2 separate regions of the Mus musculus genome follow, and region 2 is linked to region 1. The links are chromatin loops, found by intact Hi-C in ENCODE. Cell type or tissue: left cerebral cortex. All regions are shown on one strand. Links, peaks and the distances in the headings refer to the core of each region. The heading gives the core; the rest is flanking DNA. Region 1 has its middle 100 kb from the start of Agbl1. Region 2 has its middle 180 kb from the start of Agbl1.

Evidence for each region. Peaks named below come from ENCODE experiments on the same cell type or tissue, not always from the same donor. Only the 100,000 strongest peaks of a DNase experiment are listed, where the experiment ranks them.
Region 2: it touches region 1 in a loop (5-fold over the local background); 2 of 42 quality-filtered maps call a loop at or near these places.

Annotation. Positions count from the first base shown.
Region 1 is chr7:76,121,866-76,134,696 of GRCm38, forward strand. No RefSeq gene overlaps it. Among named protein-coding and RNA genes, the nearest start is that of Agbl1, 100 kb to the right of the region's middle. In left cerebral cortex, for the core only: no CTCF peak of the experiment used is centred there; a DNase peak (open chromatin) is centred at 5,933; H3K27ac peaks cover 653 bases.
Region 2 is chr7:76,042,130-76,054,960 of GRCm38, forward strand. No RefSeq gene overlaps it. Among named protein-coding and RNA genes, the nearest start is that of Agbl1, 180 kb to the right of the region's middle. In left cerebral cortex, for the core only: no CTCF peak of the experiment used is centred there; DNase peaks (open chromatin) are centred at 5,832 and 8,142.

The DNA of each region.
Region 1 (12,831 bases), core at 2,519-10,518:
TACATGATGTGATGATGATTGCCTGGAAGATATGGCTTTCTTCCGTACACAGAGATGAGAGAGCTGGCAGGTTCCTCTATCTAATTAGGAGATACTGGCTAAAAGATTGAGCCAGAAAGAAAGGACACATTTCCCTTCAGATCAGCAGACAGGTACAGTGTTCTTGCTTTGTTAGCATGCTTGGCTCAGTAGGGGAGGAGGTCCTGAAATCTAATACAGATGGACTCTGTCCCTAGAAAACTTGAAGCTGTGGAAAAATGAGATGTGATAGGTGTGTAAATCACCATACACCATAGCACTGTGTGATGATGTCTTAAGGGGAGATAAGATGAGCACTGTTTTGTGGATGTCTTATTTGGGATGATTTTTATAGAACAAGGATGTGAATATTTCAAATTTCAGCCAATGCCATGACTAGCCTATAATGAACAGGCTACACTCTCTCCTACCATGAGAATTCTTGGGTAGGACATCTTGCATAACCACAGTAGCTTACAGGAATCTAGGCTCCTTCTATAATGCCTATATTATCACCCTTATTGCTGTATTTGTTTCCTCATGATTTAAAAAAATTTTTTTTTGAAACAGGGTTTCTCTGTGTATCCTTGGCTATCCTGGAACTCACTTTGTAGACAAGGCTGGCCTCGAACTCAGAAATCTGCCTGCCTCTGCCTCCCAAGTGCTGGGATTAAAGGCGTGCACCACCACACCCAGCATTTTTTTTTTCCTCATGATATTTTAAAGGTCTGCTTTACTTTCAGGTCTCTTTTATGCCAGAAGAGGAAGAGGAAAGGGTAATGGGGGGTGGGGCAGGAAGAGGCCTTCTCTTCAAGAGGCTGATTATATCCTATTGGCTACAAGAATATCATAGGCAAGGCCAAGGTGGGAAGTACCTAGTAGGGAGAGAGTATTATGCACAGGAGTTGGGCATATGAGGCACAGGACAACATTTTGAAAGGTATGAATGAGTATGCCTTAGTTAGTTTAGGCAGTTGTAACAGACTGTCACAGGCTTAAATAAGATAAACTTATTACTAATTGTCCTGTAGGTTGGGGATTCAGGATCATGGCTGCTCTACTGAAGGCTCTCTAGTCTTCTGTCTTCTCATCATTGTGCTCTTACAGGGGAGGGAGGGACACACACACACACACATACACACACACACACACATACACACACACACTCCTTCTCTGGTGTCTTTTAATAGAAGAACATTAATCTACCACCAGGGCTTCATCTTCATGACCTAATCAATTCCTCAAGGCCCATCTCCTGATCCCATCACACAGGGAATACCCTGGCATAAGTGTATATATAAGAGAGATGAGCATGGTGAAGATATGACAGTTGAGAAAATGGGAGAATCAGAGAGGGTTGGATGTTAGAGCCAAAGCCAGATGACTTTGCAGTGCAATTTGGGGAGTCAAAGAAACAGATGCCGGGCACAGCAGGACTGCACACTACTGCTCTTAATGAGCAGGGGGAAATGTATGGAAAGGCTGTAGAGCTGGATCTGAGATTCACTCTTTCCTAGACACTTTGGGGATTCTAGAACCTTCCAATCTGGGAGAACAATTTATATTATTTAACCTGTACATGGAAGCTGGGTTCCCATGGAATTGACAACTTGACAAAGGGATAACAGTATTAATGAGTTTCCTCTTAAACATCTACATGTCTGGAGAAGTAAAACAGAACCAAACAAGCAGTATTAGGATAACATGTCACATGGTTCATACTGTAAATTAGGACAAGCTGACTGCTCTCATATTCATATGTCTGCCTAGAAATGTGTCTGGAGTGCCTGCTGTATGTGTAGCACTTAGCTTCATGATAAATGTGAGAGGGGGGCATATGTCTTCTAAGGGTTGTCATTGTCATTGTGAAAATGCAACAGGATTAGTAACAGTGTCAGGCAGCTCAGAGTGATATTCTTAAATTAATAGTTCAGAAAGGATATGAATTCATGGAAGTTCAGAGAAATTGCTTGGTCATGTCAGTTGATGCAGTTGAGAAAAAGTCCCCAGGGAGCAGATGGTGCTTAATTTGTGGCTCTAGAAATGGGAGTAGAGTTTGGATGCAAAATGGGAAGAGTGGGAAGTCCATTTTAGGTCAGGGAAAAGACAGGGGCAGGAGGTAATGAGGGCCAAGACCATCACCCACATAGAAAAGGGGAGGACCAGGTCCAGGGAGTGCTGGGGATGTGTTTGCTGAGTCAAGACTCAGGATGTCTAGAAGCAGAGGGTAGAGTCTGTATGAGAATTGCCCAGAGATTAAGTCCTGGTTCACTAACAAATAACCATGTATATTCCCTTGAGAAAGGAGCTCAACTTATCTGAAGCTCAAGAGTAGCTTCCTATAATATTCACAATGGAGGCGGGTTGGAAGTAGTGGTATGGATAATGTTCGAGATGGAGGAGGGATGGGGGAGGTGGTGTTGGTATAGATAGTATTCATGATGGAGGTGGTAGTGTGGGTAATATTCATGATGTAGGAGGGATGGAGGTGTGGTGTGGTAAACTACAGCAGCATCTTAAAATGAAAGTTCTGGGGTCCAGGAAAAAATTATGTGAGCCTGGACAAATAACCTAGCATATCTGAATCTTCAAAAAAGGATTTTGATAGTATGCTATATGTGGCAAAAATTTTACCTACAAGTCTAAAGAGGTTTTGAAATTCTTGAGACTGACAGAAATTTATTCTGGAGGTTAATTTTACAGTTTGAGATAGGTATCTTGTAGGCTTAGGTTTTAAAAAAACCTATTTTTAATAAGAGTTCTCAAGTGTCTCTATTCTACTTCTAACCCACTGTGCAAAGACAGGGCAAAAAGGATGGGAAATAGGATAAGGGGATGTGGACCTGTTTAAAGTAGTTCTTTTGGGCAATTCCAGTCTCCATTTGTCAGGATACCAATACTTCAGTTTAAAAGTGTTCCCAAACACAAATCAGCAGTGGGCCAGCATGGAGCTGGAGTGAACAGAATCAACCAGGATGCTAGGAGAAGTTCTCTACTGTGCCTTGCTCAATGAAGTGAAGTTCACTGAAGACACAAGACCAATGAAGCACTGCAAGGCAAGCTATGCAAGCACCAGACACTGTCCATTGTGTCCTACTAAAACTCTCTCCAAACATCACATGTCCTCCCATGGGTCTTACCTCAGCAAAAGACCACATGAGTCTGCATCACATGACTTAACCAGAAACTTCCACTTCAGAATCTGACTGTACCCAACTTTGTAGGTGGGCTATGAGGCCAAGTTTTCAGGCTGGCAGGCTACTGTGAGGTCTGTATTACTCTATAGGACTCTGATAGTGCAGCTTGTTCTGCTAAAAAAGTTATGGGTTGGATGTGAATGTTCCAGATGATACTTCACGGTGGTTTCATAAGAAGCTTAATGTTTTGGGTCACTAGATTGCTATAAAAGATTTTAAAAAATATATCTGTGGCGGCTGATGGGAAGTAGCACTATGAGGAGGTATGGCCTTGTTGAAGTAGGTGTGACCTTGTTGGGAGAAGTTCATCACTGTGGGGGTTGGCTTTGAGGTCCTTTGCCTAAGCTTTGCCCAATGTGCAAGGGACCCTCCTCCTGACTGCCTGTCGAAGACACTCTCCTTCTGGATGCCTTTGGATGAGATGTAGAAATCTTGGTTTCTCCAGCACCATGTCTGCCTGCATGCTGCCATGCTTCCTGCCATGATGATAATGGACTAAACCTCTGAAACTGTATGCATGTACCAATTTAATGTTTGCCTTTGTAAGAGCTGCCTTGGTCATGTGTCTTTTCACAGCAATGGAAACTCTAACTGAAACAGTGTCTAATTGGTCAAGAATGAGTGAGGAAACTCATGTTCTCCCCCTTAGAAAGGAGAGATGGCTCTGAAGAAAGGAAAGGTGTTCAAAGATATCAAGTGCTAAGAACATGATAATGTGTAATGTGGCATAAGAGGTTCTTGGGAGGACTGGATGATATAACATATACCAAGCCCCGAGCAGATGCTGTTATCAATATTAATAAGTAAAGTGAAAATGCCAGGAAGGAGCATAAAATTGTGAGTATGAAGTCAGAGGCTGACAGTTGACACAGGAGCTCCTTTCAGAGAGGAATCTACACAGCCATGATTCTCTCTTGGCATCATAGTTTCTCAACACTGACTCAACAGCACGCGGAACTTGGGTTTGTCTTAGGCACAACATATTTAGAAATGTTAATTTGAAAAAAAGAAATGTTAATTTGTTAATTCATTATTAAATTATTATTATTAAATGCAAATATTAAATGACAATGAAATATGCACCCACCTGGACCTATACACCCCAAGGATTGTCCTTATAGGAAAGAATCACAGAAGGTCTTTGTGCTCAGATAGCTTGGTAGGTAGAAGCTCAGAACCTGGAAATTCTAGGATAGAGTCAGGAGATTGAAGGTTAATATCTCATTGTTGCCAAGCAAGGCCTCAGAGATATTCTTGCACTGGACAGGACTGGTCCTGGGCTGTCCAAATCCCCAGACCTCTGTGCCAGTGTTCTGGGAAAAATAGGTTCATATTTGTAGCATCTATAAAGTTCTGTAGTGTAAACTTTACCATCATGTCTTCTAACAAGCTCCAAATATGATGTGATGTCAACTACTCCTGATAATGGAGAATTGGGACAATCCCAGGATGCTCCTGTAAGCAGTCTACAGTTGCTCTAGCACATTGCTTTCTGGAACTGATTTATCATGGCCTCTAGAAATTTTCATTGAAAAAAAAAAAAAAACTACTCCCCAGTGCAAAAGGCCTGCCAGAGAGCATTGTTATAAAAAATGAACAAACAAAAGGAAACTAAAAATCAACAGAACAAATCATAACACTTTTGTATTTTTCTGTTTATAATAACTATTTTATCTTTCTTGATTTGTATCATAGGAGATATCTAACATTCAACCATCTCAACCTATTAAAAAAGCAATTTTCAATATGATTCAGCATTACACAATTCACATTATATATGAAGTTTTATGGGCTACTTGCATATATTGCAAAGTCATAAACATTTTCCCATGCTATTAAACTTCTTTTGAAGGTATGGTTTTTAATGGCTGTCTTCTAGTAAGTTGGATGTATGGCTATAATTCACTTAGCCATTTCTTTGTAGGATGTTTGATTTTCTTTCCCTTCTCTCTCCATTTATTCTTTTGATTTCTATCTTTTTTCCTATTATAAATAAGGCTGAAGTAAACATTCTTGTGATATTAATATTTCTGTGTTTATTTCTGATTATTTTCTTAGGCCACAGACTTAGAAGATGAATTATACAGATTCAGACAGCGAAGGAATTTCAACAATTTAAAAAGTCTTGATGTATTATTGCCAACATGTTCTTCCCAAACTGTATTAATTTACCTTATAAATAGCAATTTATGAAAGTGCAGATTTCCTGTAAAACTGTCACCTTTAAATATTGCCCTTTGTCTTAATTTTTGTTGTTGTTTTCTTCCCAAGTGCATTGGCAAAAAGCGGTCACCTCAGAGTGAGTTGGTTTTGTAATGGAGAGAGTACAGAGTGAACACAGAAGCAGAAAGGGGAAGGGGAACCTACTCTGAATCTTCCTTACGTCCAGTACTTCAGCTTCCCTGTTTATTTCTAAAAGGTAGAACAGACAAACCCACGGCCTACAGGCACTTAGTGCCATCCTTCTCTCCGTAGCCTCTCATTTACCCACCCACCTTCTGTGACCTTTTATGCCAGAAGTAAGTCAATGGGTGTCCCTAATAGGTGAGTAAGCCTGTGGCCAGATGGCTGCACAATTTCGATTTTTGACATGATTGAGCTGAATTACTATCATTTGGGCTAGGTGACTCAGCTATGCAATCATAACACATTGTTGGGAGCAGGCAGAACTGGTGTGGGTGGCTTGTCAAGCCTTGGGCACAGGGCCCTGTTATGTTGCTGCAGCTTGCTCATTTCAATTTATTTCTAGCTTCAGTCTATGACTTCCAGCACTGCCAAACCTGGCTTTTAATTTCCACCTGTGTGTTGGGGGAGTGGGAGAGGGAGGGAAGGCAGGCAGAACAAGAGGAACAGGACAGCAATGTCATTATGGGTTGGCAGGAACAGAGTGAGACTATGATTGAGGGTGGAGGGAGGAATGTGTGACGGGATGAAAATGCCTCCAGTTGGGTTCCAATTGTCAAAGGCCCAAACTCAAATGTGGGAGAGAATGGTGTTGTCTTTGTTCTACCACCAATGAAGAGTGCCAATCGCTGATTGTGCATTCAAGCCAAAATCGGGTAGGACTGTAGGCTGTTACAGAAGAAAATCATCATTCCAACCAGATTTCTCAACCCGGAGTGGTTCATGGACCAGGAGAGCAATGCTTCTCTCTTGGTGATGGTCACAGTAGCTCGTCTTCTCTCCTCTGGAGTCTCTTGTAGGAATGGCGAGTGCTTGCTGTTTCATACCATGCTGTAGAGTGGTACTACCTTTTGAGACTTTGCTTTTGTGAAATGTGCACAAGCTGGCAGAGTTGGTCATACCAGGTGGCACCAGAAGCTATAGATAAGTAAATGTGTCTATAACCTGAGCATGGCAGTTATCCTTTTTCTTCCTTTTTTCTAGGTTATCTATTCACTTTATGTTCCAAACACAGCTTCCCCTGTCTTCTTTCCTTCCAGTATCTCTTTCTCCCTCCCTTCTCCGACCCCTCCTCTTTTTCTCTCTAGAAAAGGGGAGGCCTCTCATGAGCACCAACCACTCAAGACATATCAAGCCACAGCAAGGCTAGGGTCATCTTCTTCCACTGAAGCTAGACAAAGCAGCTCAGTTAGGAGAAAAGGATTCAATGGCAGGCAAGATAGTCAAGAGACAGCCTCTATTATTGCTTTAGGAATTCCACAGGAAGACCCAGCTGCACAACTGTCACATATGTGCCGAGAGCCTATGTTCATTCCATTCATACTTTCTGGCTGGCAGTTCAGTCTCCACGAGCCCTACAGGCACAGGTTAGTTGATGCTTTAGGTCTTCTTGTGGTGTCCTTGACTCCTCTGAATCCCTCAATCCTCCCTCCTCTTCTTCCATAGGACTCCTCAAGCTCCACTCAGCGTTTGGCTGTGGGTCTCTTCTTCAGCTTCCAACAGTTGGTCGGTGAAGCCTCTCTGATGATATTTATGCTAGACCTTTGTCTTCAAGTATAGCAAAATATCATCAACAGGATCAGGGGTGGGCTCACTCTCAAGGTATGGGTTTCAAGCTGGAAGAGTCATTGGTTGGCCCTTCCCTCAAATTCTGCTCCATCCCCCCTCCCCGCATATCCTGTAGGCAGGACAAATTGTTGGTCTAATATTTTCTGGCTAGCTTGGTGTCCCAATCCCTCCATTGGAAGTTTTGCCTGGTTACAGGAGATGGCAGAGTTTTAGCTAGGGTTACCTTCATAGATTCCTGGGATGTTCTATTGTCTTAAGTTTCTAGCTTATCTCAGAGATGCTCCTAGCCCCCCTCCCTGAGTCCAATGGTTTTCCCCAGTACTCTTTCCATCCATCCTTCCCCTACCTCATCCCTCCTGTTCTTATTCCCACCCCTCCACCATGTGGCAGTTTTCCTATGTAGCCTCTATGAGAACTAGTATGTTTCTTTCTCAGCACAAGGAACTGATAAATGAGTGAGGTACCAGATATGTTGCATACCTCGACTTGATTGTCGGACAATGTGTATGTTGAAATAGCACATGTGTATAATTATCACATCTAAGCTAAATGAAATTTAAAAAGAAAGCAAACAAAATATTTTCCTTTTGGAAATTAGACCTATGAGATACATAACACAAAATTTACCACTGTAACTTTTTTGTAGGTGGGTTTGTACATGTTTTTATGTTTGCATATGTATGTGTACATGTGTGTATATATGTGTATATGCCAAAGGACCACCTCAGATGTAATTTCTCTGATTCATCCATCTTGTATTTTTCAAACATGTATCACATTGGCTTAGGACTTGCAAAATGAGCTATGCTGTCTGGCCAGTGAGCCTCAGAAATCTGTTCATTTCCACCACCCAAAAGCTGAGTTAGGATTACACGTATGCACCACCACTCTCATCTTCTCTGCCCCCATCTTGGGCTCTGGTGGATCAAATTCAGGTCCTCTTGTTTATGTGACAAACTCCATACTGATTGAACTATTATTTTAGTTCCAAGATAACCATGTTAAAGCACATATCTCTATAGCATCAAGTAATTCATGTTGGAGTCAATCAGCAGCAGCATCCACCAAAGAGATTTCTCATTTCCACAGCTAAAACTCTATCCCCATTAAGTGGTAAAGTCTAGCCTTTGCAACTTCTATTCTATTTTTTGTCTGTATTAATCTCCCCATTCTAGGTACTTCATGTACATGAACTCATCATATATGTGATACTTTCTGACTGCTTTATTCCACTTGGCCTAGTGTCCATGTTATAGCATGGCTGAGTAGTCCTCCATGGTGTGTAGATATCATATTTAATCACATGTGTACATAGAGCCCATTCCGTTAATCCTAACATACACTGGTAGATACTTAATTGTTTTCATATTTTGACTGCTGGTAATAATGCTGGCATGAGCATGGGTATGCAGATACTTCATATTACCATTTTCATCTCTCAGACCAGAAACCTGACAGAAGCAACTTCAGAAAGGAAGAATTTATTTTGGATCCCAGCTTATGGGGGACACAGTTTGTGGTGATAGAAAGAAAGGAGATCTGGGACTGGCTTGGGCTGGGGCAGTGAAACGTTTTCTCATCTTCCTGGGTCAAGAAACAGAGAAAGTTGGGACAGAAGTTGAGGTGAGCTATAAACTCCAAGACTCAACCTTTAATGTTCGGATTCCTTTACCTAGGCTGCATCTTCTCTAGGGTCTATAACCTTCCCAAATATCAGCTTGGTGCCACCAGCTGAGGAACAAGTATTAAGAATAAATAAGACTATGGTGTACATTTATATTCACGCTGTGATATATCTTCTTCCAATTGTCTTGAATAGTTCTACAAAGATAGAAATATAGTGTTTAGAGATGTATATTTTAGAAGTGAGTGTTTTGGTGGGAGTATTCTGTATGGCACTGTCATTGTAATGGAGAGTAAATGTAATAAAAGTTTGTCAAAACCCATTGAAATATGTCATGAGTAGTGAAACTAGATGTAAACCATAGACCTCAGGCAATCACAACATCTTAAAATTCACTCATCAGCTATAACGAATGTGTCACATCCAACAAGACATTAATAACAGAGGAGGGAAATGCATACTTTTAGGCTCAACTTTTCTATAAACCCAAAACTGCTCTAAAATTAAAAAAAAAAAGAAAGAAAGAAAGAAAAAGAAAAAAAAACCCACAATAGTGTGTGTGTGTGTGTGTGGGGGAATGGCTCAGTTGGTGCTTCCTAGATATGCATGAAATCCTGAGGTTTGCTCCTCAGAACCCTTGTAAAACCCACATGCAATAGTGCACATCTGTAATCGTAGCTCTGTGGAGGCAGAGACCAGCTGATCCTCAGAGCTCACAGCAGCCTCACTGAGTGAGTGAGCTCCAGGTTCAGTGACAGATCTTGTCTTAGAGAATGAGGTGGGGAGTGAGTGAAGAAGAAACCCAGCACCAATTACTGACCTCTACAGGCACGGGCACATGCATACATGCATAACTGCACATACATATACACACATGGATGCACATGCACCCATATGAGCAGGGGCATTAGTGCAATCTTCTGTAATCTAAGAGCTTAGGAGGCCAAGACAGGAGGATTGTTATGATTTTAAGGTCACCCAGGGTTGCTAGTGAATCCTAGGGGGCTATAGAGTGAGACTCTATCTCTCCCTATCAAAAAGAAAGAGAGAAAAATCAAAGAAACAAAAAGTGTTTTAATGTGATACAGAAAAAGACAGTCCTTCATGGAGAACTCCCGTGAGTTGCTCTTCTCCATTCACCTTTCATTCGCCTTGACAATCAGTGGATGTCATGGTGTGGACAAGGCAGGGTTCACGGTCATTCATTGTCCTTGTCCCCTGTCCCTTGTCTTTGCACACCATTCTTCTTGTCTAGTCCTCCTTGTGTTTCCTGAGGCATCTGTGACCTTCCTTACTCTTGCTCCTGTCCCATGGTGGAGGGTGCTGTCCATCAAGCAGAATAAAGAATTTTTTTGAAGAGTTTCAGGCTCCTGGTTCCTTCAACATCATCTAAGTCTACCTGACTCAGAGGCATCAGGTGGACACTGGTATGTAACAGACATTTCCAAGTTCACAGCATTGCCAGTGAAGGAAGTTGCTGTGGAATCTTGTAGGACCCCATGCTGTTTTAAAAAAGACAATAATAAAAATTCTTTACAATGACTTCTGGTTGGGTTTTCTGGCAACACAGTGACAGTTTGTTCACGGCAAGGTACAGACATTCTGTCAGACAATAAAGCCCCTATATTTGAAAGAAAGGAAAGTGAAGCCCTTAGGTACCATAAACATCCAGTGTGGTGGACTGAGTATCATAAAGAGATTTTACTGCTAGCAACTGACTGGGGGTTCAGACAGAGAGAGTTTGGGATTTTATTCTTATTCATCCAAGGCTTGAGAAGAAATGCAAGAGCTAGGAGTGGCCCATCCTCCATAAATAGCAGAGCCCCTTGGCTTTGGGCACTAGGAATCCTCTACCCACCAGCATTAAAATTATTAAGGGGAAGTGAAAAGTCAGACCCAGCTCCAAACTCAGTGTGGGGGTCCAGATGCACCAAAATCCAGGGAATATCATCAAAGTGGTTCCAGGCATTGAATTTCCAGGATCCTACAAAAATAAAGTCTAGGCTGCTGGATCAAGATGTTCTAGGTACTTGAAGTATATCACAGGACTTCAGGGTACCAAGATTTGCTGCAAATGAGCTAGCAATAGTCATGTTGAGGATGATAACAATGACACTTTAGAGATAAGCCACACAGTAAAGTAGCCACTGGGGACATGTATTCAAACAACAAGCATAGATGAACTAAGCCCTAAAAATGAAAATCATAACATAAGGTGGAAAAAAAATCCCACCTCCATAGAATAAGTTTGAAGTAAAAGAGGATTAAATAAGGAAGATAATTTTAATAAAAGATGAGAAATTTACATTTATTTACCTTATAATATCTTTGAGACAAGAATTCTGTGTCTCCAGAAGTCAGGTCTCATAACAACTCAATAGATGTTTGCCAAATTGTCACTGAATTTGGATGACTGCTGCATACTTCTGATATATGTTCAGTTCCTGTCTTTTTTGTTTCCATGTATCTGTCAAGGTAGGGGGACTAAGTGGTTTAGAGAGATATGGAGGGAGGGAGAGGGAAGAAGGGACAGGCAGAGGCACACACAGAGGGGAAATGTGGGCAGACCAACAATACAGATAGAGAATTTTGGGCCCTTCTATCTAGACACCTAGAGCTTTCTTCACCATCAATGGTATTATCATGTAAAACCTAGAGTCTGACATATGCCCATTATGCTCTTGGACAGAAAGTTAAGAGAGAGAGAGAGAGAGAGAGAGAGAGAGAGAGAGAGAGAGAGAGAGAGAGAGAGATCCCGAGCTTTTGTCCCCGCCGGCAAGAACACACTCAGGACAACCGGAATCTTCTGCGGCAAAGCTTTTATTGCTTACTTATCAGGAGGGAAGACCCCGAGCCGGGAAAATGGTGCTGCTTATATAGCCCGCATCATGACGTTTCAGCACCTGATGTGGTGTGACAGCTCCTGATTCGTTGCTCGCCCATCACCCCATTACTACACTGCGAGATGGGCAGTGACTAGGCGTGAGTTCACTCTTGCACTTGCACATAAGGCTTGTTTACTAGTTAGGCGCAGTGGAAGCCAGTGCCATCTTATAATGGCGATTGCTCATGGCATGCTTGAGATTGCTCGTGGCATGGCTCTCCACACACACACAGAGAGAGAGAGAGAGAGAGAGAGAGAGAGAGAGAGGGAGAGGGAGAGAGAGAGAGGGAGAGAGAGAAAGGGAGAGAGAGAGAGAGAGTAAAAGTAACTTTTATACTAAAAAATAACCATCAATATAAAGACTATGACAAGTTACTATAAAGAACTCCATGTCCCTGGGCCTATAGAACTCCCAGATCTACACACAGTCTCTCTCCTGCTAAGCCCTTGGTATTGCGAAGATCATATGCCCCAGTACAGGGGAATGCCAGGGCCAGGAAGCAGGAGTGGGTGGGTTGGGGAGCAGGGTAGGGGGAGGGTTTAGGGGGCTTTGGGGCTAGCATTTGAAATGTAAATGAAGAAAATATCTAATAAAAATGCCTTTTAAAAAAAGAAGGTACTCACTTATCAGGGAGACCAAAGTGTGGACACTTGGCCCCTTCTTAGAATTGGGAACAAAACACCTTGGGAAGGAGTTACAGAGACAAAGTTTGGAGTTGAGATGAAAGGATGGTCCATGTAGAGACTGCCATATCCAGGGATCCACCCCATAATCAGCATCCAAACGCTGACACCATTGCATACACTAGCAAGATTTTATCGAAAGGACCCAGATGTAGCTGTCTCTTGTGAGACTATGCCGGGGCCTAGCAAACACAGAAGTGGATGCTCACAGTCAGCTATTGGATGGAGCACAGGGCCCCCAATGGAGGAGCTAGAGAAAGTAACCAAGGAGCTAAAGGGATCTGCAACCCTGTAGGTGGAACAACATTATGAACTAACCAGTACCCCGGAGCTCTTGACTCTAGCTGCATATGTATCAAAAGATGGCCTAGTCGGCCATCACTGAAAAGAGAGGCCCATTGGACTTGCAAACTTTATATGCCCCAGTACAGGGGAACACCAGGGCCAAAAAG
Region 2 (12,831 bases), core at 1,539-9,538, 81 kb before region 1:
GGACAAGTTAAGGTTCCCGGTTTGGGACAAGTTAAGGTTCCTGGCTTTGGGACAAGTTAAGGTTCCTGGTTTGGGGACAAGTTAAGGAACTATGATAACCTCAGCGTAGTGATCAATAGATCCTCGCTGTGTAGTTATGTTTTTTTCTCCCGTTGACCCTTTGTGGGTAGGTCTGATAGTTTTGGTCTTGTTTGTTCTGATATATGGACTCTGTTACTGTTTGAAACTGTGTGTAGAGGCAGTCAAGACAGGTCAGAAAATCCTTATAGAGCAACAAGAAAGTATGTCGGAAAAAGAGAAGGGCTTAAAAAGAAAAAGGAAAAAGAAAGGAGACACAGTGTTATCAGGTGGACAGAAAGGACAAAATAAAAGAGCTGAGGCGGAGGAGGAAGGCGAATTAGCTTCTGCGTCCTCTCCCTATGCCTCCTCAGCAGCCACCTGTAGGTGGACCTTCTGTCCGGAGATTTGGAGAGGATCGACAGGATCAGGTGTTGACGTGGGCGAGAGGGTCTGTTTGTGTGTTTCCACAGGACCAGACAGAACCTCTTTGGGTGCTGGAGAGATTGGTGAGACGCTGCAAGAATGAGCGTCCTGATCCAGTTGCCCCTGTGGATGTGGTGGATGATCCCACAAGCACAAAGGATGGAGCCGAGATGGGAGATCCTTTCGGTGTTCCAGAAGCCGATACCAGCTCGACATGACGTTCAAATTTTTCCATGCCTTTTTGATCCCTGAATTCCCCTTAAAGAGATAGCCCCTCTGGCTATCTATCCCTTGCTTCAGGGAAGATGAGTGGGGATGAGAGCCCTGGGATGTATGCTTGTTATAGTGTGTGTGTGTTTTGTGTTTGGCACATGTGTTAGGTGCAGAGTGTGCGGCCTGCACTTTCGCCATGGTAGCGTAGGCTTTTGCTGCAGTGGAGGCGGGACAATCTCCTCAGATTCGGTTTGCCGCTCTAAAAGAAATTATGCTGCGTTATGCCGTGGGGTGCGAGGCTAAGCACTGCACAGAGGATAGCTTGCTGTTGGCATCCTGTGGAAGGCATGTCTGATTGCATGAAGGTTCAGTGTCCTAGTTCCCTTCCCCTAGGAAAAACGACACGGGAGCTGGCCAAGACCTCTCTGGGTGATGAGCCTAAGGGATGGTTTTGTGTAGGGCCCCTATGCTTGCACACTGGGGATCAGACCTCTACCTTCACCCATGAGGCTTGCTTGCAGCAATTAAGATCTGGCCATAGGTTAATTAACATCCTGGCCTTTTGATGCACCTGCCGCAAGCAAAACACAATCTCCCCAGGAGTGGCTTGGCATGATTGAGAGGTAGTCAGTGATAAGACTCCCTGGGCATGTCACCAACCTAAGACAGGGATCAAACCAATGCTGTTTGTCACCCAAGGACGGGTAAGGGGCATGGCTGCGGGGGGCTATCTACAGACATTCTCTCTGCCAAAAAAGAAAAAAGGGGGAATTGTGGGGAGCAGGTGTGGCGGCAGTCCCAAAGGCGCCAGGGACTGCAGCTAAGTCATATGACTTGCACCTGACTTCCTCATATAAGACACAAACATCTTGAGTGCTGCGCAGGTGTACCAGGATACAGGTGAATCCAATTTGGTGGAGATTTGCCCCTGCTGCCCTGATTAGCTGAAGCCTCGTGACTGGCGAGGGGGCGTGGCCTGCAGTGCGTGGATGAGAGAGAGTATAAAAGGAGTGAGAGGCCCAGGGTTTGGGGGAGATATAAACAAGGGAGATATAAACAAGGGAGAGATATAAACAAGGGAGATATAAACAAGGGAAATATAGAGAAAGAAGAAACAGGACTGAATAAACGTGTGCAGAAGGATCCTGTAGCAGCGTCGTTCTTCCTGGCCAGTTGAGCGCGCGCAACAATAACTAGAATCAGATCTACAATTTCTCAGTGACCCTGGACACACTAGAGCCAGAGCATTGGCCTTAAACTGACTGCTGAGGCCAATGGACTGGCATTCTGGATATAAGGTGCTCTTTGTTCCAGTAGGCATATAGGCTGGAATCCTAGTTATCTAGTGCTCACTGGTGCAGTAGAAATGGGGAGGGGTGCTGAGCCCTCATTCTTTCTGGTCCAGGTTTGCCACCTGCTTGCCTAGGGCTCTCTGTTCTGGAAACCTGAATCCCTGCCGAAATCTGGAACCCAAGCACTGGTGCTTTGGTCCTTTAGAGGCCAGAAGCCAGACTGATGTAGCTGTCTTGTCCTAAAGATCTGGAGGTTCAAGTACCCAATGCTCTCTGGTCCTGCAGAAATCCAGAAGTTTCTTAGAGAGAATTGGATGCAAGGAGGAGATTGGAATTCTGAAGAGATCTTAAACTAGAGCTTAACTTTAGATATTCTTATTTCTTCCAGAGCTCAGGATACAGCAAGGTATTGATATAATCTAGAAAAAGTTATTTAAGAGTTGATCTTGCTTTCAGTGTTTTTGATTTGCTCTTTAGAATGAAAAGAGATTGGACAGTATGTGGGAGATGTACACTTGTAAAAACCAACCAACCAACCAACCAACCACCCACCAACTAAACACTAACTAAATACTAACTAACTAACTAACCAACCAACTAACCAACCAAACAAAACTGGATTAAAATATCATCTGTAAAAGTTGTTTTCTTTACCCACAGAATGCTGCTCTTGAATAAGGTTATAATTATTTTATAAAAGAGCATATTCTTGAGGTGGGCATGTCACACATGCCTTTAATCTCAGCATTGAAGGTGAGAAGGCAGGTGGATCTCTGTGAATTTGGAGGTCGAAAAGTTTTCTTTTTGTTTTTGTTGAGACAGAGAGAGAAAGAGAAGGAACAGGGAGAAAGAGAAAGGAGGGAGGAAAAAGAAAAAAGGGGAGGAAGGGGAAGAGAGAGAGAGAGAGAGAGAGAGAGAGAGAGAGAGAGAGAGAGAGAGAGAGAGAGAGAGAGAGACAGAGAGAGAGAGAGAATTTGGGTGAATAGGAGGTGGGAATTATCTGGAAGAAATTGGAGAGGGGAAATATGATCAAAATATTTACTGTAGGACAGTTTAACAACAACAACAACAACAGCAGCAGCAGCAGCAACAACATCAACAATAACCAAATTCAAACAACTACAAAAAGTGTGTGGATCTTCCATCTTCTCACTGGAGAGTCATTCTCCCTCAGACCCCTTCCATGTTTTCTATTTGGAGGGCTCACATTTCTCCCTAGGACCCATATGGCAGTCTGGAGATGCCTTCTCTGTTGAGTTTTTGGATGTTACAAGTCCTATTTGAAGTCTAAGTAAACATAGTTTTAGGGCAAGCTGAGCCCCATCACAAAAGTTTGTTTTCCTGTTTTATCCTAAGAGTGCTTGAAAGCTTCACTGAGCAAAGAACGACAAAGCAGTTATTCTGTGGGCAAGCAGCAGATGCTCCCCTAGCCAGAACCAGCCCACAGGCTGACGCTGAGCTGATGGGAGGAGTGACCCATAGCCTTGTCCTGTTATAGTGAGAGATAGAAGGAGATTGGAGGAAGGAATTGAGAATGTTTATGTAAAATCTAAAGGACTCTGAGGTCCTCAGGTCAGTCTCTGCTCTGGATGTTCAGTGCTCAGTATGCTGGACCTCATGCTGTCCTCTCTCAGCCAGGAGAGGACCAAGGGAAGTGGCAACAAAGCCACTCCCTCTCTTTTCCTTACCCACCCACCCACATACAGAGAGAGAACCAGAAAGAGAGAGAGAGAGAGAGAGAGAGAGAGAGAGAGAGAGAGAGCACCAGAGAACAGGATGATATTGAGTTAGTAGTGTCAACTTACGAATAGTGAACCCAAAGTGAACCCTGTAGGCTTATTTGACCCTGATTATTATAACAGAAGGTTTTACACTGGAAATTTTCCAATGGTGGCTGTACACATGAGTTTTTTTTTTTTTAGTTTAATTATTTTATTAGATATTTTCTTTATATACATTTCAAATTTCAAATGCTATCCCGAAAGTTCCCTATACTCTCCCCCTGCCCTGCTCCCCTACCCACCCACTCCCGCATCTTGGTCCTGGCATTCTCCTGTACTGGGGCATATAAAGTTTGCAAGACCATGGGGCTTCTCTTCCCAGTGATGGCCGACTAGTTCATCTTCTGCTACATATGCAACTAGAGACACGAGCTCTGGGGGTACTGGTTAGTTCATATTGTTGTTCCACCTATAGGGTTGCAGACCCCTTCAGCTCCTTGGGTACTTTCTCTATCTTCTCCATTGGGGGCCCTGTGTTCCATCTTATAGATGACTGTGAGCATACACTTCTGTATTTGCCAGGTATTGGCATAGCTTCATACAAGACAGCTATACCAGGGTCCCTTCATCAAAATCTTGCTGGCATATACACATAAGTTTTAATCATTAACTTCTTGCAAACTTAATGCCTAACTGTTAAATTTTTTCCATAGGCATTCTCCTCCCCCTCTTATTTATAAATGAGCATAATCCAAGATTTTCCTAGTCTCTAAGAGGTGAGGTCACTCTCACAGGTGTGTCTGATGGATCTAAGTCTTGGCCAGATGAGAGCCCACATGAATGTGGAGGCTAAATATCTACAGGGACCTAAAGCCAGGGTTCAGGAAATTGGGTGACGTTCAAAGACAAGAGCCAGAGGATAGGAAGAAATATGAATAGGGTTTCCCATGTGCTTACTTTCTGCCTGCTTTTTTTCCTGAGGGAGCCCGGGCCTGTCCCTCATTGGTGTTTTCCTTTGTTGCTCTTAGACCTTGCTAAAGCCTAACAGAACATTTGGCCTTTCGGTAGATGTTAGAAATGGAAAGAGATAGACTGCTTGTCTTTCTGGCATTCATTCTTGACAATTACTGCTCAAAGCTATTTTAGATATGGGTAACTGCCCCATAATCCTCAGACAAGATGTAGCACTGTTGAATTGTTAGGCAGCTCACTTGCCTATCTGAGGGTCTGTCCTTGGGAAGGAGGATGAGGAGTCTAGCCTTGGGAAGAGAGGCCTCTTAAAGCTCCCTAAGACCTGTGTCCAACTGATGGAAGGACCAGAGTGATCATCTAGGCCTATAGGGCTAAAACCAGGGATGTTCCCAGAAAAGTAGGACACCCCTATAGCTTAGAGACTCTCAGGACCATAAGTCATGCCACATAGTCAAGTGGGAGGCCATGCCTTCAGGAGTATGGGGACACTGCTGCAGAGCTTGGTGCATATGATCTTCCAGAGAAACTCAACTGTGCTCATCATTCAGATGGTTCAATTTGCTGGGAGAACTAATTCTCTGAATGCAGTAGGATGCATCTGTTGGCCTCCTTTTCGACCCCCACCCCTCTCGTAGCATCGTTTCTGTTGATGAGATCTATTGCTTGGGTACTTCTAAACAAGAGTCCTCTAGTTCGCCCTAATTGATCAGGCTGTTGCCTGTTGTGTTTTTCTCCTCCACGAGCCAGCTTATTTATGTCTTGCTCTGCACCGACCTCCAGGCCTTTACAGAGAGGAATATCTATTCCAAAAGATCTTTTTAATTAATTTTCCTTCCCTTCCCAAAGGAAAAGAGAGGGCTGAGGAAAACCAGGGGAGGGAGCAAGAAGAGCAAAAAGCAAGGGGAGGCTGTCACAAAGAGAGGGACTGCAGTATGGGGGGCAGATGCGTGTGAAAGGAGTAGACTTTTGAGAAATGCGACCCATATCTTATGGCAGTTTTGGCATCTGTTCTTTGCCCTAGTTTTTTTTTTTTTTTCAACCCTGACACACTTCCTTCTTATTTTTCTCCCATTTGTCAGTTGTGAATGTTTTGGTTTGAGTCATAAGAAACAGACAGCTGGTGCAGCTCTCAATGCTTCAACCACACCAGGGTGTTTATGTTCACACTTTCCATCCAGTGAGTGATGTGGGCGTCAGGGAAAGCATTGAGGTGCTCCCTTCTGAGCCTTAGTGGGAGGGTGGCATACCAGGTGGGAATGGCCTTCTCCAAGTTCAATGTCAAACATGGTGTGATCCAGATAGGTGAAATGTTAAAGAGTGTCTGTATGTGTATATAGGGGGGTGATGAGGGAAATGGGGAGACAGTTCTGAGCAGTTCACTTCTGGTATTGCACTGATGTCTACCTTGAAAGGAAGCTGGACCAGTACAAATTGAAAGGCTGATATGACCTATTATGGATAATGATTTGTTTGGAAATTTCTATTGTTTTGAAGCTTCCCACATTTCATTGGTGAGCTAAGACCTGATTTCCCCCTCACACTAGTTCCCTGGAAAGCTCAAGACTCTTAGAGTTGCATTTGCAGCTTGAAACTGGAAACTGGAAACTGGAAACACTCAAAATACCGATACTGGCCTGTGTTGGTTTGAAGAGGTTTGGACCTCATAGATTCATGTGTTTCAATGTTTGGCCACAAGAAGTGGCACTAGTAGGAGGTGTGACCTTGGAGAAAGTGCATCATTGTGTAAGTGGGCTTCCAGGTCTCCTATGCTCAGGCTCTTTCCAGTGTGGAATCAAGTTTCCTCCCAGTTGCTTGCAGAAGGCAGTCTCCTTCTGGCTGCATTTTGATCAAGATGGTGAACTCTTACCTCCTCCAGCATGAAGTCTATCTGCATGCTGCCATGCTTCTTAACATGATAATAATGGACTGAAGATCTGAAACTATAAGCCAGCCTCAATGAACTGTTTTCCTTTATAAAAGTAGCCTTGGTCATGTTGTTCCTTTAGCAGCAATAAAACCGTAACTGAACTCTCCCTTACCTAGCTTGGTTTATTAAGTTGGGGATTTCTTTTCTAGATTGATTTTGTTCTTTGACAGTTTCATTTATGCATGCAATATATTCTGGCTACTTTCTCCCACACCCTCTCTTGCCCCCTTCCATTCTTACATCAGCTCTTATCTACAAGTCCCTTTCCCAGATTCATGACTTACATCAGCTCTTATCTACAAGTCCCTTTCCCAGATTCATGACTTTTTGTTTTGTTTTGCGATCCATACTGGACTGGAACTATCCACTGGAACCTGGTAGAGTCATTAGTGAGGTAACAGAAAACAATGGTTTCCTTTATTCCTGAATCTATCAGTAGTACATATTTCAGTGGTGAGATGTGGGTATCCCGAGTTCTTAATACCTTCCCAGCATGACAAGAATGCAACAACAGTTGATAACTATTGTTTAAAGCTACAAAATATGGTGAAGGATCATGCATCCTGCATCCTCTGGTAACTGGTTAGGTGTTTGAATCTCAGCTTCTACCTGACTCCAGGATGAGGCAGAACCTGCAGTTTGATAAGGACCTGCAGGTAGTTTATATGTACAGAAAAGGGTAAAAGGTTGTCTCTGAGCCTGTGTCCCCAGGCTCATCAGGCAGGAGAGACTGCCTATCAGCGCTGAGCTTTTTAGATGAGTCACAGTTCAGAGTCTAGTGACCAGATTCCAGATCTGTGTTCTTCTATTTATTAGTTATGAGGTAATTAAGTATGTCAGTATGGTGCCCCAGTTTCCTCTTCTGTATAACAAAGACAATATAAACTTGACTCATGGGATGTCTAGAGAAGAACTGTGACACACTTAGGACAGTCCCTGGAGCTAAGATATCCACGGAGCTCAGTGCCATTATAGTGTCATAGCAAGGAGCTGCCATTGTGACTATGAAGGTGTGCTCATCTTTTCTTTAAGACTGAGGATTGTTTTGTTAAAAATCAAACTTACATTTCTTTTGTGGTTATAGGGTGGGTACATGAGAAAGATGACCGATTTTAGTTAGGTCATATATATATATATTTTTTTTTTGCTTTCTGATAAAAATCGAGCCCCAAATAATTTTTAACATGCATTATCAGAGACAGGCAGTTACTAAAAATGCAACCCTTTAACCTACTTCCTTCCTGTTAGTTTTAGAGATCTGTTATGGGAACTGAGTGCTTGGGACATCAGAGATGAATCACCTCCTTTGAGTGCTGCAGGTTGTAGCCCTTTAGTGAACCCATTCCCCCAACCCAGTGCCAGCCAGACTGCTTCTGGGAAGCTGGAGACACACTTCTACTATATGGGAACAGGCCTAGAGCCAGCCTTGGAGTTTCTTGGCCCAATAACGAAATGCAATCCTCAGCAGTGCTTGGCCTTAATGACTCACTGCTCTAAAGAATATAATTCATACATCTAAATGAGAGGCTTGAATATTTGCAAGACTCAGTTACAATGAATGGAGCAGTACTGACAGCCAATCCAGAGTGTTAGTGAAAAGTGTGACCTCAATTTCATCCAATCAACTCATTCCTAGGACAGCAAGCCCTCCCATAGGTTTTTCTTGTAACTCATTAGGGGGGCATGGGCCAGGGACAGAGATAGAACATAATGTTTGGAGAAGCGTTCTGCAAAGTGGGGAGGGAGATGATATAGAACAGAAAGAGTTCTTGAGTTGCATGAGTTGAGGGTCAGTGCATGTGACATCCTTCTGGAGACCTAGTATTCAATCACCATAGTAGAGCCTGTGCTGGCCATGTGACAATGGAGGTTCTGCAGCTTGGTTTTCTTGGAGTTTTCACAGAGATATCCCTTATGCATTCATGATTTAGAATAGTGTCTAGTGAACATCTAGCTAAACTAATGTGTCTCAAAAAATTCCGAGTTTTGGAAGCAAGAGTGCCTCTGTTCATATTGCTCAATCTGTTATATGATCATTTAGCTTAATTCTGGGTTCTGGGACTTTTTTATCAGGTGATTGTAACTCAGGGAGGTTACCTTCAAGCAGGTTTCACTTAAGTGATACCTTGGAGGACAAGAAGGAGATGGATTTCTGAAGATCTGGGAAGAAACATTCCAGATGGAGGGGCAAAGGGATGAAGACCATAGCAGGTACACAGGAGTGAACCAGCATATTGAAAGTCTTCTAGGCTATAGTGAAGTGCCCCCAGATATAATGAGGAGCCCCGGAAGACTTCTACAAAGGAGAGTCATATTATTTGGTTATTTTAGACAATATAATGCCTACAGAACACAAGGTGGTCTATACAGAATATGGTAGTTAATTATTTTGTTTTTAAAAACTAGATATAATCTAGGCTCACCTGGGAAGGGAATCTCAGTGAGAAGTTGTCTAGATTAGGTTGGCTGTGGACATGCTTGTAAGGGATTTTTCTCCCTTGGGTTAAATGGGAAGACACATCCTGAATTTGAGTGATGTAATTTCCTTGGATGAGTCCTGGGCTGGAGGAAAAGGAAAGGCCAAATGGAACAATGGTTTGCATTCATAGGTCCCTGTTCCTGACTTCGGATGTGATATGACCTATGCCTTCAGGTTCCTGCCCCTGTGAATATCATGCTGTGATGGACTGTATCCTGGAAAAATCAACCCATCTTCCCCTATGTTCTTTGTCAGGGTGTTTAGTAACAGTTGTAGGAAATGAAATAAAGGTGAATGAATGAATGAAGAAAAAGAAAAGAAATAACAAGCACAGAGAGGAGGACAGTTTCCTAAATGCTGCAACAAAGCAAATCTTCTATACTCATCTTCTTGAACATTTCAGGATTCCACCTTTACACCAGTCAGAATGGCTAAGATCAAAACCTCAGGCGACAAAACATGTTGCAAAGGATGTGGAGAAAGAGGAACACTCCTCCATTGCTAGTGGGATTGCAAAATGGTACAACCACTCTGGAAATCAATCTGGAGGTTCCTCAGAAAACTGGAAATAGATCTAGCTGAAGACCCAGCTATACCACTCTTGGGAATATACCCAAAGGATGGTCTACCATGCCACAGGGGCACATGTTCTACTATATTCATAGCGGTCTTATTTGTGATAGCCAGAAACTGGAAACAACCTAGATGTCCCACGACAGAAGAATGGATACAGAAAACGTGGTTCATTTACACAATGGAATACTACTCAGCTATTAAGAACAAGGACATCCTGACTTTTTGCAAGCAAAAGGATGGAACTAGAAAATATCATCCTGAGTGAGGTAACTCAGACACAAAAGAACATGCATGGTGGATATTAGCCAGAAAAAGCCCCCCCACAAAACCATACAGAATACATAAAATACAGTCCACAGAATTCAAAAGGCTCAACAAGCTGAAGTGCCCAAGTGAGGATGCCTCAGTCCCACTTGGGAGAGAGAAGAAAGCAATCATAAGTGGGGAAGAAGGGAGGGGATTAGGAGGGAAAGTGGGTGGGGAGGGGGAAACTAGATCTGGTATTGGGTGAGGGAAAAGGACTGAAGCCTTGAGGGCCTGCAGAAAGAACTTAAACAGGCAACCTCAGGAAATAGGAAGTTGGGGGAACCCCCCAGAGTGCACCAGAGACCTGGGAAGTGAGAGACTTCAAGGACTCACAGGGAGGGACTTTTGATGAAATTCCCAACAGTAGGGAGAGGGAACTTATAGAGCCCACCTCCAGCAGAAAGACAGGACATCAAGTGAGGATGGGGGTCACACCTCTGACCTATAATTGTTTTTGTCTGAAAGAATTACAGGGATGGAAATGGAGAGGAGTCTGAGGAAAAGAAGGTCCAGTGACAGGCCTAAAGTGGGATCTAGGACAAGGGGAGCTCCCAAGGCCTGACACTATTACGAAGGCTATGGAGAGCTCACAAAAATGGATCTATTGTGATTGCCCTCCAAAAGACCCAACAAGCAGCTATAAGAGTCAGATGCGGATATTTGCACCCAACCAATGGACAGAAGCAGCTGACCCCTGTTGTTGAATTAGGGAAGGCTGAAAGAAATTGAGGAGAAGGGCGATCCTATAGGAGGACCAGCAGTCTTAATTAATGTGGACCCCTGAGATCTTTCAAATAGTGGACCACCAAACAGACAGCATACACCAGCTGATATGAGGCCCCCAAAACACATACAGTAGAGGACTTCCAGGTCTATGTTCATTCAGAAACGGTGCAACTAACCCTCAAGAGACTAGAGGCCCCAGGGAGTTTAGAGGCCAAGTGGGGTGGAGGGTGGGAGCATCTATGTGGAGACCGGGTGTGGTGGGGAGGAGGTGTGGGATGTGGAGCAGTTGGAGGGTGGGAGGGGAGGGGTGGGGAATGGAATATGGAGTGTAAAAGATGAATTACAAATAAAAACTGAAAAAAACTAAATGAGATAGAACCCATTTGATCTTTGAACTCAGGCAGGCTTTGTTTGCTCTTAATCAATAGAACAAAGAGGATTTGGCACCATGTGACTTCTTCCAAGAACAGGCCATAAAAGGTGACATCAATTTTCATCTTGTTAGGTGGGATTATGTTTAGAACTTGGGATGCCATGAAAGAAGTCTGACCTTCCCTCTGCAATTAGTTGACATGCTGTGAGGAATCCAAATGGCATAGAGGTCCCATGCCATTAGTAGCATACATCTTCAATTCAGCCCAGGTGCATACCTACAATTTCATAAACATCTAGATGATTTTAGCTTCTGGACCAAGACACCGTCAGACTTTCAGGGTCAGACTCTGGTATCCTTCTAAATTTCTGCCTATCAGAACCATCGGCTAGTTAGAACAGCTGTCCTAGGCTACTAAGTGTTGGGATTGTTTCTCGGGCTACAGTGGTAGGCAGAACAGTGTGGATATTCAGGAGGCTATTTCAGTGGTTCAGGGAGGGAAAAGGAAGCTTCAACTAATGATTGTCAATTTCTACACCCATCAGTACTAAAACAACAACAGGATGTTAGGTTTATTATTTGCATCATGCAAGAGGGAGCCATGGGAAGCCATGGGGGTGTCTAAAAATAGTTAAAGGACGAGTGAATTTTAAGGTTGTCTTGGGAGAGCTGAAGTGGTCAATGGTCTCTGTATTGATTTGTCTATACGACTAATTTAGCTGGAGCCTTAAGGGCTTGACTGAACTAGTACAAAAAGATTGTGTCCCCTCTCTTTGGCGAGTCTGTGGTGAGCTGTGGCTTATCCTAGCACAGAGTATCTGCTTTCGAGCCAGGGTACATGTTGCAAGTTGTGGATTCTGTTTCAACTCTACATTCTGCTCAACAGCTTTGCTGCCAGCTGTTAATTTTAAGAGTGAGATTTTTGACTATGCTTAAAATAAAGACTTTATTTTTAAGATATAGAAAATGGAATAGTGACACTATGTAGATGATTCTCAAAAATTTTATTATTTTAAAAAATATGTATTTAATGAAAATAATATGTTTTACGTAGTTTTATACAGTCCATTTTGACACTGGTTTCCCCTCCTCCAACTCCTCCCAGATTCTTCCTACCTCCAGACCCACACAGCCCCATGTCCATCTGTTCATTCATTCTCTCTCTTTCTTAGTCTCTTGCTTTCCTTCTTTCTTTCTCTTAAATAGGCAAATAAAAGTAACTAATAAATGAAAATTTAATGAAAAAAATAAGAAAACACACACACACACACACACACACACACACACACACACACACACCATGAAAACACAAAATCAAGACCATAAGATACAAGGAAAAAAAAAACCCAGCAAGACAAGCAAGCAAGCAAAAACAAAACAAAACAAAATAAAACAAAAACAACTCCCCCAAGCCCCCAAAACAAAACAACCTCCCAAACCAAAAAGCTCCCACAAAACAAACAAACAGAAACTCCAAAGAATTATGAGGCAAAAAGTCTACAAAAATACCATTGAGTTTGTTTTGTGTTGGCCATCTACTGCTGGGCATGGGGTATGCCCCTTAAGTGTGGTTTGTATACCCAAAGAGACTCCATTAAAGAAAACTAAATCTTCCTGGACATCACTGGAGATAACTTTTGGGTAAGGGATGGGAGATTGTGTACACTTTGTTTTTTCTTTTTTGGATTGGGCTCCTGCCCAGCCTGTGCAGACCCTGTGCATGCTGCCACAGCATCTGTGAGTTCATATGTGCATCAGTCTTG